Regions from separate parts of the Homo sapiens genome. Here region 1 is linked to region 2. A link is a contact called in ENCODE Hi-C or POLR2A ChIA-PET data. All regions are on one chromosome and are shown on one strand. The core of a region is the stretch at or near the end of the contact, and the rest is flanking DNA. Distances in the headings are between cores, read along the strand shown. Region 1 holds the start of CFAP97 (cilia and flagella associated protein 97). Region 2 overlaps LINC02437 (long intergenic non-protein coding RNA 2437).

Region 1 (5,096 bases), core at 1,054-3,553, 200 kb before region 2:
CCATTTTATGTATCTACTACATTCTGCTTCATCTGTCTGTTGATAAACAAACACTTGAGTTTTTTCCGCCTTTTGGCTATTCTGCTATGAACATGGGTGCATAAGTATCTGTTTGAGACCCTGCTTTCACTTCCTTTTAGTGTATGTCCAGAAGGGAAATTGCTGGGTCATATAATTCTATGTTCAAGTTTTTCAGAACATGCCATACTATTTTCCACAGTGGCTGAGTATGCTACATTCTCACAAGCAATGCATAAGGGTTTCGATCTTTCCACATTCTTGCCAATCCTTATTTTCTATTTTTTTGACTAAAGCCATCGGTATCTCATTGTGTTTTTGACTTGCATTTCCCTAATTAGTGGTGTTGAGTATCTTTTCATGTGTTTATTGGCCATTGGTATATTTTCTTTGGAGAAATATCTACTCAAGTCCTTTGTAAGATAAACTTTTGACCACAGTTTGTTTATTTATTTAGAGACAGGGGCTTGCTCTGTCGCCCAGGCTGGAGTACAATGGCGTGATCTCAGCTTACTGCAACATTTCCCTCCTGGGTTCAAGCGATTCTTCTGCGTCAGCCTCCTGAGTAGCTGGGATTACAGATGTGCACCACCACACCTGGCTAATTTTTGTATTTTTAGTAGAGACGGAGTTTCACCATGTTGGCCAGGCTGGTCTGGAACTCCTGACCTCAGGTGATCCGCCCACCTCAGCCTCTCAAAGTGCGGAATTACAAACGTGAGCCACCGCGCCGGGCCAACCACAGTTTAACAACTATCCCTGGAAAGTGGTGCCAACACAGTTTTATTAAGCACTTTAAAAGAAAGTGAAATTCTTGCTTTTTTTTTTTTTGAGACACAGTCTTACTCTGTTGCCTAGGTTGGAGTGCAGTGGCACGATCTCGGCTCGCTGCAACCTCCACCTCCGGAGTTCAAGCGATTCTCCTGTCTCAGCCTTCCGAGTAGCTGGGACTACAGGCTCACGTCACCACGCCCAGCTAATTTTTGTATTTTTAGTAGAGACAGTGTTTCACCATATTAGTCAGGCTGGTCTTGAACTCCTCTCAGGGGGCCCCACCCGCCTCGGCCTCCCGAAGTGCTGGGATTACAGGGGTGAGCCACTGCGCCCAGCCAATGCTGTCTTTTAGGCAACAAAAAGAGAATTGATTATACTTTTGGTAATTAAGACCAACAAGTACAAAATGCATTGTGAAGGACGAAAATAGACAATCCTTACTGGAACTCCCCGGGACAGGCAGGGTAAGACCCATATTTCCTACCCTTCTTTGCACTTAGATGTGAACAATATTTATTAACTACTGGATTGTATACCATTGCTGCTATAACAAATTACTACAAATTCAGTAGTTAAAACAACACAGGTGTATTGTCTTACAGTGCTTAAGGTATTAAGTCTAAAATCAAAATTTGCAGGCTCTAGTTCCTTCCTGAGGTTTCAGGAGAGAATCCGTTTCCTCCTTTTGCAGCTTCTACCTGCACTCCTTGGCTCATTGCCTCTGACATCACTCCAACCTCTAGCTTCTGTGCTCACAGCTCCCACTACTGACTTTGAACTTCTTGTCTCCATCTTATAAGGACCTTTGTGATTCCATGGGGTTCACTGGATAATCCTGGTTAATCTTCCCATTTTGATCCTTAATCACATCAGCTAAATCCTGTCTGCCACATAAGGTGACATATTCACGTGTTGTGGGGACTAGGAGGTGCACATTTTTGGGGTGCCATCATCCTACCATACCTGAGAGTTCAACGAGAAGTTATTGTATTCAATATATTCTGCAGAGATCATTTTTACCTTAGATTGTTTTAACTACCCACCTCGTTTACCACTCGGCAAAGGTCTTTCCATTCTGAAACCAGCCTCTGGTCCACAGAACTAACTAGTGGTATGAACTGAAATTTGCTGATAGAAAATATCACAAACACACAGCCGCCGTTCTTTTTTATTCTTGGTTTGGTAGAGAATTACAAGATAATCAAGGCAGCTTTCCCTATTAACGCACGAGAACAACGGGGCCTACCCGCGCCGCCCTAGGCAGCCGGGAGCAGCAGTAACGCCTCTAGGGCGCCATGGCAACCACGCGGGCTGGACCGCCTTCTTCCGCGGCTCTTCTAGTGTGCGCGTCCCTGGCCCGGCCTCCACTCCGCCCGCGTGGAGCCCCGGCCTGGCCGCCTGCCCGCCGCGCTCTGTGACGCCCGCCGCGAGGGCCGCACGAGGCCCGGCGTGCGCCCCCGCCTCTCCCGAAGCGCCGGGCCCCACGCCGCCCCTCCTTTCCCTTTCCGCTCTCTCCGCCTCCGGAAGCGCGGGCGCGCGGCGCCGGGAGCCCGTTCAGGGCCGCGGGAGTGCGCCAGCGCCGCGCGTGGGGCTGTGGTGGCCGCGGCTCTCAGGTGAGGGGCGCGCGAGCGGCTCCTGGCTCCCTGCTCGCGGGGCGCCCGCCACGCTCCTTTCCGTTCGCATCCGTCTCCCCGCTCCGGAGCCCAGGCGGCGGCGAGTACTCGGGGTGGGTTTAACGAAGCCTGCGCGGACGGTGGGAGACCGCGCCCCCACGACAGGGGCGCCCGCGGCGGCGGGTCGCGGCGCCGTTCCACCCCGGTCCCCTGTGAGAATGGCGGGTCCCGCCCTCTCGCGCGTTCCGGGTGGCTTTGAGGGTCAGGATCAGCCCTAAATTGAGATTGGGCCGCGACCACATGCCGGGCCCTGACGACTTCTTCCTACTTGTAGGGACTCGAACCTAACCCACGAGGCCCGAGGGGTTATCTGCCTTCCGGGGACGGTAGGGGATGTAGACAAGAGCCTAGCGTTCCTGGAAACAGGTGTTTAATTTGGGCCGGGATTTTCATGTACCCAATTGGGCATCTTGTTGGAGGCCTACTGTGCTGTTTAACTACAGAAATGTATTGTCACAGTAACAAGATGACAGTTTAAAAAGTGCCCGGTGCTTTTCTGTGTATTTTCCTGATGTTTGGTGAAAGCATTAGTCTTGTTATTGCTGGTCTGTAGGACCTGGCAAGTGGGGCGTGCCCAGTGACTCTCAGGCAGCTTTGATAAAAACTTACCTGTCTCTTTTTTTTATTTTTATTTTTTGAGACAGGGTCTCGCTCTGTGGCCCAGGGTGGAGTGCAGTGGCACGATCATGTCTCACTGCAGCCTCCCAACTCCTGGGCTCAAGCGATCCTCCTGTCTTGGCCTCCCAAAGTCCGGGGATTACAGGCGTGAGCCATGCCCCTCCTGGCAAAACTCTGTCTTGATTGAGCACCAAAGGGTTGTTATGGTCTGATGAACTATCCTTTAATTTTATCCTTTCCTAGTCTGTTGTAAAGAGAATCTTAACTACTTTATTAAGTCATTTTTCTTATTCTCTGGTAAATTGAATCACTTACCTCGTAGTAAATGTTATCAAAAGAATTGCTCAGTGGATGGGATTGTTGGGTAAATTTTCCTGTAAATTAAGTCACATGAGTGTCGAAATCTTTACAGTAACTCTGTTGGATATTATTAACTAAAATTTAAACCTGAAAAGTCTCACAGGCACCGGACTATGCACCAGGGCGCATGAACTGTGACCACTTAGGGAGGCAGCTGGCTTCCAGCTCTTGGGGACTGCATGACCTTATCATGGAAATGCAGATAAAGGCATAGTTGTGGTTTGTGCTTCCGGAGGGGTGGGGGAAGATGGCAGGAAACTATCAAGGAAACTGGGTTGAAACCCGGTGATTTTTTTTGTTTGTTTGTTTTTTGAGATAGGATCTCACTCTGTTGCCTAGGCTGGAGTGCAGTGGCCTGATCTCGGCTCACTGCAGCCTCAGCTCCCAGGTTCCAGCGATTCTCCCACCTCAGCCTCCGGAGTAGCTGGGACTACAGGCGAGAGCTACAACGCCCGGCTAATTTTTGTATTTTTTGTAGAGGTGGGGTTTGGCCATGTTGGCCAGGCTGGTCTCAAGCTCCTGGGCTCAAGTGGTCTGCCTGCCTGGGCCTCCCAAAGTTACAGGCATGAGACTGTAACATGAGCCACCGCACATGAGCCTCCATGCCCAGCCACACACATACAAGGCGATTTTTCTACCCTCGTGGGTAGCAAAGAGCATGGCTCAATCTTAAATCTCCTAACTCCAAACTCCTTTGTGGGATAAACATTCTTTGAATGACTAAATTCATCAGGTTCTCCTTTGGGTACTGGGGTTATAAAGATGAGGAAGTGACGAGGAGCTCCCAGTCTGGCAAGGAGACAAGTGTAGGGGATGGGGGGAAAAACAAAAATCCTTTTTCCTTTAGCTGGGTCTGCAGCTGGGGCTGTAAGGCAGATTAACAGGAGAAAAGGCATACGTATTTTATGTTAATTTTTACAATGACACAGGGCTTTCCTAGAAAAGAAGTGGATAGGCCAGAAAGTTTCTATACGGTGTTTAAAAGATGATAAACTGTGGAGATACGACATGAAGAGATCATAAAACCAGGTGGAGGGTTAGACCTCTAGGGATTGAAACTATGGGACGGTAAATACAGGCATACCTTGGAGATATTTTGGTTGCTTGCAGACCACCACAATAAATTAAATCTTGGAATAAAGCGAGTCACATGAATTTTTTGGTTTCCCAGTGCATATAAAAGTTATGTTTACACTATACCGTGGTCTGTTAAGGGTACAATGGTATTATGCTTAAGAAATGTACATACGTTATCTAAAAAATAATTTATGGCTAAAAAATGCTGTCAATCATCTGAGCCTTCAGGGAGTTGTAATTTTTTTTTGCTGGTGGAGGGTCTTGCCTCACTGTTGATGGCGGCTGACTGATCAGGGTGCTGAGTGCTGAAGGTTGGGATGGCTGTGGCAATTTCTTAAAATAAGACAATGATTAACTTTGCTTTATTGATTGACTTCTTTTCACAAAAGATTTCTGTAGCTTGTGATGCTGCTTGACAGCATTTTATCCAGAGTAGAACTTTTTTTTTTTTTTTTTTGAGGCGGAGTCTTGCTCTGTCGCCTGGGCTGGAGTGCAGTGGTGTGATCTGGGCTCACTGCAACCTCCGCTTCCTGGGTTCAAGAGATTCTCCTGCCTCAGCCTCCCAAGTAGCTGGGA
Region 2 (5,006 bases), core at 322-2,821:
GTCTCTACTAAAAATACAAAAATTAGCTGGGCTTGGTGGTGCATGCCTGTAATCCCAGCTACTTGGGAGGCTGAGGCACAAGAATCCCTTGAACCTGGGAGGTGGAGGTTGCAGTGAGCTGAGTTCACACCACTGTACTCCAGCCTAGGCAACAGAGGGAGACTGTCCAAAAAAAGAAAAAAGGAAAGAAAATGTGGTTCTTATACACAATAGAGCAATATTCAGCCATAAAAAAAGAATGAGATCCTGTCATTTGCAACAACATGGATGGAACTGGATGTCATTACGTTAAGTGAAATAAGCCAGGCCCAGAAAGACAAACTTTGCATGTTCTGTGGGATCTAAAAATCAAAACAATTGGATGGGTGCGGTGGCTCATGCCTGTAATCCCAGCACTTTGGGAGACCGAGGCAGGCGGATCACCTGAACTTAGCAGGTTGAGACCAGCCTGCCCAACATGGTGAAACCCCGTCTCTACTAAAAATACAAACATTAGCCATGCGTGGTGGCGGGTGCCTGTAATCCCAGCTACTCAGGAGGCTGAGGCAGGAGAACTGCTTGAACCTGGGAGGCGGAGGTTGTAGTGAGCCAAGATCGGGCCACTGCACTCCAGCCTGGGTGACAGAGGGAGACTCTGTCTCAAAAAAAAAAAAAAAAAAGATCTCGTGGACATAGAGAGTAGATAGACGGTTACCAGAGGCTGGGAAGGGCAGTAGGATGGGGGGTTGGGAGGTGGGGAGGGTTGATAGGTACGAAAGTATAGTTAGAATGAATAAGATGCAGTATTTGACAGCATGACAGGGTGACTATAGTCAACGATAATTTATTGTACACTTAAAAATAACTGAAAGAGTATAATTAGATTGTTTGTCACACGAAGAAAGAGTAGATGCTTGAGGGGGTGGATACCCCATTTACCCTGACGTGATTATTATGAGTTGTATGCTTATATCAAAACATCTCATACCCCATAAATATATACATCTGCTATGGACTCCCAAAAAATGTTTAAAAAGAGTAAAGTCTGTGCAGCCAATGTAAAGCTTGCCTCAACTGCAGGGCTCATTTTGAGAAAAGACAAAAGCTATTCGTGTTCTATGACGGTGGAGCTGGGAGCCGCGACCCGGTGCTGAGGCTCCCTCACGACGTGGGCACATTTGGATCCATCGAGGGTTGGCTGGTGCCCTCTAGTGGTTGAAGCGGTTCTGCCGCTTCTAAGGAGAGGCTGGCTGGGGAGGAAACTGGATTTGGCCGTTTCTTGGCGGGACACCTCGCCGCTCTGGCTGCAGTGTTTTAATGTATAAATAAATAGGAAGGTTGGATGACGGTATCGGTGAACAGGGAGTCAGTACGTCCGCCGGGCTACCCAGATCAGGCCTGGGTGGAGCCTAGGCTGGAGGTGGGGTGTGCCCTGCTGGGTCGCACAGGGCTGCCCCCTCCACTGGCGTGTGAGTGCTCTGAGCCTGGGGCCTTGGCTTGGTCATGGTACCCTCGCACCTGGCACAGTGCCTGGCATGGAGGGAGTGCTAATACATGTTTGTTGAAAGGTAGGTCGGGCTTGACTGCGTCTGCTCAGGAGGTGGCGGGGCAGGAGTGAGTCTTGTGAAGTGGAGCTCGGCACTGCAGCCCCTCACACACTTGGGAGCAGGTGGCGCGCTGTTCTCGAGGAGCAAACGCGCTGGATTCTGACGCCTGACCTGACGCTTGGTGTCGCCGGGATCCTTCAGCCCCCAGCATCTGCGGGCTGGCAGGTTCTGCCTGCAGGAGTAGAGCCGGGCTCCGTGGAGCAGGATCTCTCGGAAGTGCAGGCTGCAGGAGTTCTGCTCTCCTCTAAGGGCCTTTGTTCCTGGTCAGCCTTCCCCTGGTGAGAGTTGGCACAGTTAGTGGAAAGGGCACAGGCTGCCTCGAGCCCTGGGGGCTGGTGCTGACTTTCCACTGGTGCAGTCTGACCTTGAAAAGTCCCTTTCCTTGTGATTTCCTTTCATGCCAACAGAGAGGCTCTTCTGGGATGAGTGTGGTCACGGCGGGGCCTTTCTGCTTCACTCCATCCCTCCCGTGTCCTGCAGCTGACGGGACCCCCGGCACACCTGGAAGAAACCACAGGGAGGGAGACACACACAGGAGGAAAGAAAGGGGGAAAATGGGAAGAAAAGGGAGAGGCATGAAAGAGAGCAGACAAAGGAGGGAGGAAAAGGAAGAGAATGGAGAAGATAAACACATCATAAGCAGGTCTCAAGACTTCACACATCATCACCAAAGGCTGTTTTTACTTGGGGTGATGCTTAATTTTTTGTGTGAACCTGGCTGCACCATGGTACGCAGATGTTTGGTAGAACACCAGCACAGGTGTTGCTGCGAAGGTATTTTAAGATGAGATTAACATTTACATCAGTAGACTTTAAGTAGGTTATCCTCTGAATGTGGTGGGCCTTGTCCAATCAGTTGAGGGCTTGAAGAGAAAAAGACTGAGGTTCCCTGAGGAGGGGTATTCTGCCTCCACACTCACTTCCTTAGGACTCAAGCTGCAACAGCAGCCGTGCCCTAGGTCTCCGGCCTGCCCACCTACCCTGCAGATTTGGGGCTTGCCAAGCCTCCACAATCGTGTAAGTCCATCCCTGAAGACAAACCTCTGTCTGGCGTTGCATTCGCTACTGGATAGAGGGGTAAGCAGACCCACCTGTGAGGAGCATGCCGTCCAGTGGGAGTGAATCTGCCACCTCGGGGTCTTGCACTGGGTGAGAGGTTTGGTGATAGACCCGGCGGAGACACGGGGGAGCGATGACTGGGGAGCAGGTGTGGTCAGAAGTGACCTCGAGAGGGACGGTGCTGAAGGGAGTCTTGGCTGAGGAGGGGCACCTGCTCTAAGCACCACTTGCTTTTGCTGTAGGTACGTCAAGTGGAGGGAGCTGTGCAAAGAAGGGCCTGGCAGCGTGGAATAGCTGACGGGTGAGGCTTGTGAGGCCTGAGGAGTCTCCCCAACCCGTCTCCACTTGTGTCTGCACTGACTTCTCAGTTTTCTGTCACTTCTTCGGAGAAGCCTTTCTGGCCACTCTATTTGATCGAAGCCCCCTAAGATATGGTCCCATAGCATCAGGTACCTCTGTTGTCATACATAGTCACAGTTAACATTTATTTGAGGGATTACGTGATAAGTAATCTGTATCTGATGCCAGAATGGATTGGAAGAGCTTGCTACTGGTGACAGGTGAAAGAATTAGGAGGCTCTTGCCAAAACCCATGAGGGAAATGATGGAGGTGGAAATAATGGGGGCTGCTTTGATGCTGAAAAGGGAATGGACTAGACAGGTGTCGAGGACATGGGTCTGTCCCCATCGGAGGCACAGACCATTTCTTTCCTGCCTATTATGTCCCCCTCAGAACCTAGTGTGGTGGCTGGCAGAGAGCGAGGACCGAACAATGTTGGTTGAAAGGATGAAGGAAGGACTGATAGATGCCCTTCCTTGCACACACGGTGCTTTCTAAATCATGGTTTAGGGGCTACACAAGTGAATGGCTCCATTGCATCCCAGCATTGTGTCTCAGTGCGAGCCACGGCTGTTGGATCATTGCTGTCAGGGCTGAGGCATTGCGACACTTCCGTGTCCTGTGCTACATTCTAAAGGCTGCTCTGTGAAGGTCGGAGCCAGCCGGACGGTATGCACACAGAGAGGTGTCCTGTGGATGACAGGTTTGGGAGATTCCTTATTTCCCTTTCTGTTAAACAGAAAGCCTGGTTCCATTTTGGGACTGCAGGCTGAGAGTATGTCCTTCCTCAGACTTGCTCTGGGAGTGAATCCCGACACATATCTGGTTTGCAGTATGTGCCAGGAATGGGCTTAGGCACTTCACACACGTTATCTTACGTAATATTCATAATTCTTTGAAGAGGTACAATCTTAATTTTTTAGTGCAGGAAACTAAGACCATAAGGCTAATGACCTCCCCAGGGTCACTTGGCTGGTAAATCCTAGAGTGGGGAGGGGCATCCCGCAGGCTTGAAACCCCTCTCTTTATGCCAGTGGGTCTCAACCCAGGCTGCCCACTCCAGTCCCCTGGGGAGCTTTCCTCTAGGCCCGGGCCCGTGACATTAGACGCTCTGGGGTGGGGCCCAGAATGAGAGGCTGTCAGAGCTTCAGGTGTTTCCAGTGTGCAGCCAGGGTTGAAAAGCAGCACCCCACAGCCTCAGCCTCCACCTGTGTCTCCTAAATCCAGATTCCTGCCAGGCCATTCCACCTGGATGTCCCAAATTTGGGACATCCTAAACAGCACTCCCTCTCCAACAGCCTCGATTTAGAATTCCTTCACCAAAACACTCCAGACAGAAATGCTTGAGTTGTTCTTGACTTCCGCTCTGCTCTGACCACAATCCATAGACATTAAGTTCTGTTGATTCCTTCCTGACACCCCTTCACTCCGACCCCCGCAGACACCACACTGACACCCCACAATTTCTCATGGGTTTCTGCAAGAGTCGCCTTATTTTTTTGCCCATCACCAGAAAGCTACTACGTACTGGTGTTAGGGTGATCTGTCTAAAATGCTTAATAGCCTTCAGTTGCTTCCATTGACTTTAAGAAAAGTATCCCGACTCCTCTCGTGTCGTGCCTTGCCCTGAGATAGCAGTCCTCTCCTGCTGTGTTATTTCAGGCGGCCTGCAGTGTTAAAGTACTCGTAGTTTTCCCTCCAAGCACTCAACGCCCTGTGCCTATCTGCCTCCGCACAGGCAGTTTCTCATGCTTATAATGCCCTTCTTTCCTGGGCAAATCCAATTCATCCTTCAACACCCTATTCAGAGGCGCCCTCTTCCAGGAGTCCCCTTAGACCACCTCTGCCCAACAGGCTGGCTTAGGTATTTTTTTTTGAGATGGTGTTTCACTCTTGTTGCCCAGACTGGAGTGTGATGGTGCAATCTCGGCTCACCGCAACCTCTGCCTCCCGGGTTCAAGTGATTCTGCCGCCTCAGCCTCCCGAGTAGCTGGGATTGCAGGCATGCGCCACACCATGCC

The links. Hi-C counts contacts between places; a loop is a spot of excess contacts on that map. ChIA-PET counts read pairs that join two places held with the same protein, here RNA polymerase II (POLR2A). Pooled maps may share reads with other maps.
Region 1: a pooled map shows a loop between it and region 2 (2.8-fold over the local background). The contact joins the promoter of CFAP97 here to the enhancer-like site in region 2. A Hi-C loop is called at or near these places in 3 of 50 pooled maps. POLR2A ChIA-PET finds 5 or more read pairs at or near these places in 3 of 52 experiments (H1, HepG2 and activated CD4-positive, alpha-beta T cell).

What each region holds. Positions count from the first base shown.
Region 1 is chr4:185,201,207-185,206,302 of GRCh38, reverse strand. CFAP97 (cilia and flagella associated protein 97) reads left to right here and starts at 2,303. Exons shown (of 5, transcript NM_020827.3): 1 at 2,303-2,405. It also overlaps a transcript of SNX25 not described here. RefSeq lists enhancers at 1,151-1,240, 1,351-1,460 and silencers at 2,220-2,391, 2,001-2,770.
Region 2 is chr4:185,001,581-185,006,586 of GRCh38, reverse strand. LINC02437 (long intergenic non-protein coding RNA 2437) reads right to left here. Exons shown (of 2, transcript XR_001741949.1): 2 at 808-2,087. Among named protein-coding and RNA genes, the nearest start is that of HELT, 14 kb to the left of the region's middle. RefSeq lists an enhancer at 1,419-1,478. Within about 2 kb of position 1,571, at least 6 of the 41 ENCODE cell types and tissues checked have a DNase peak (open chromatin) inside an H3K27ac peak, as active enhancers do.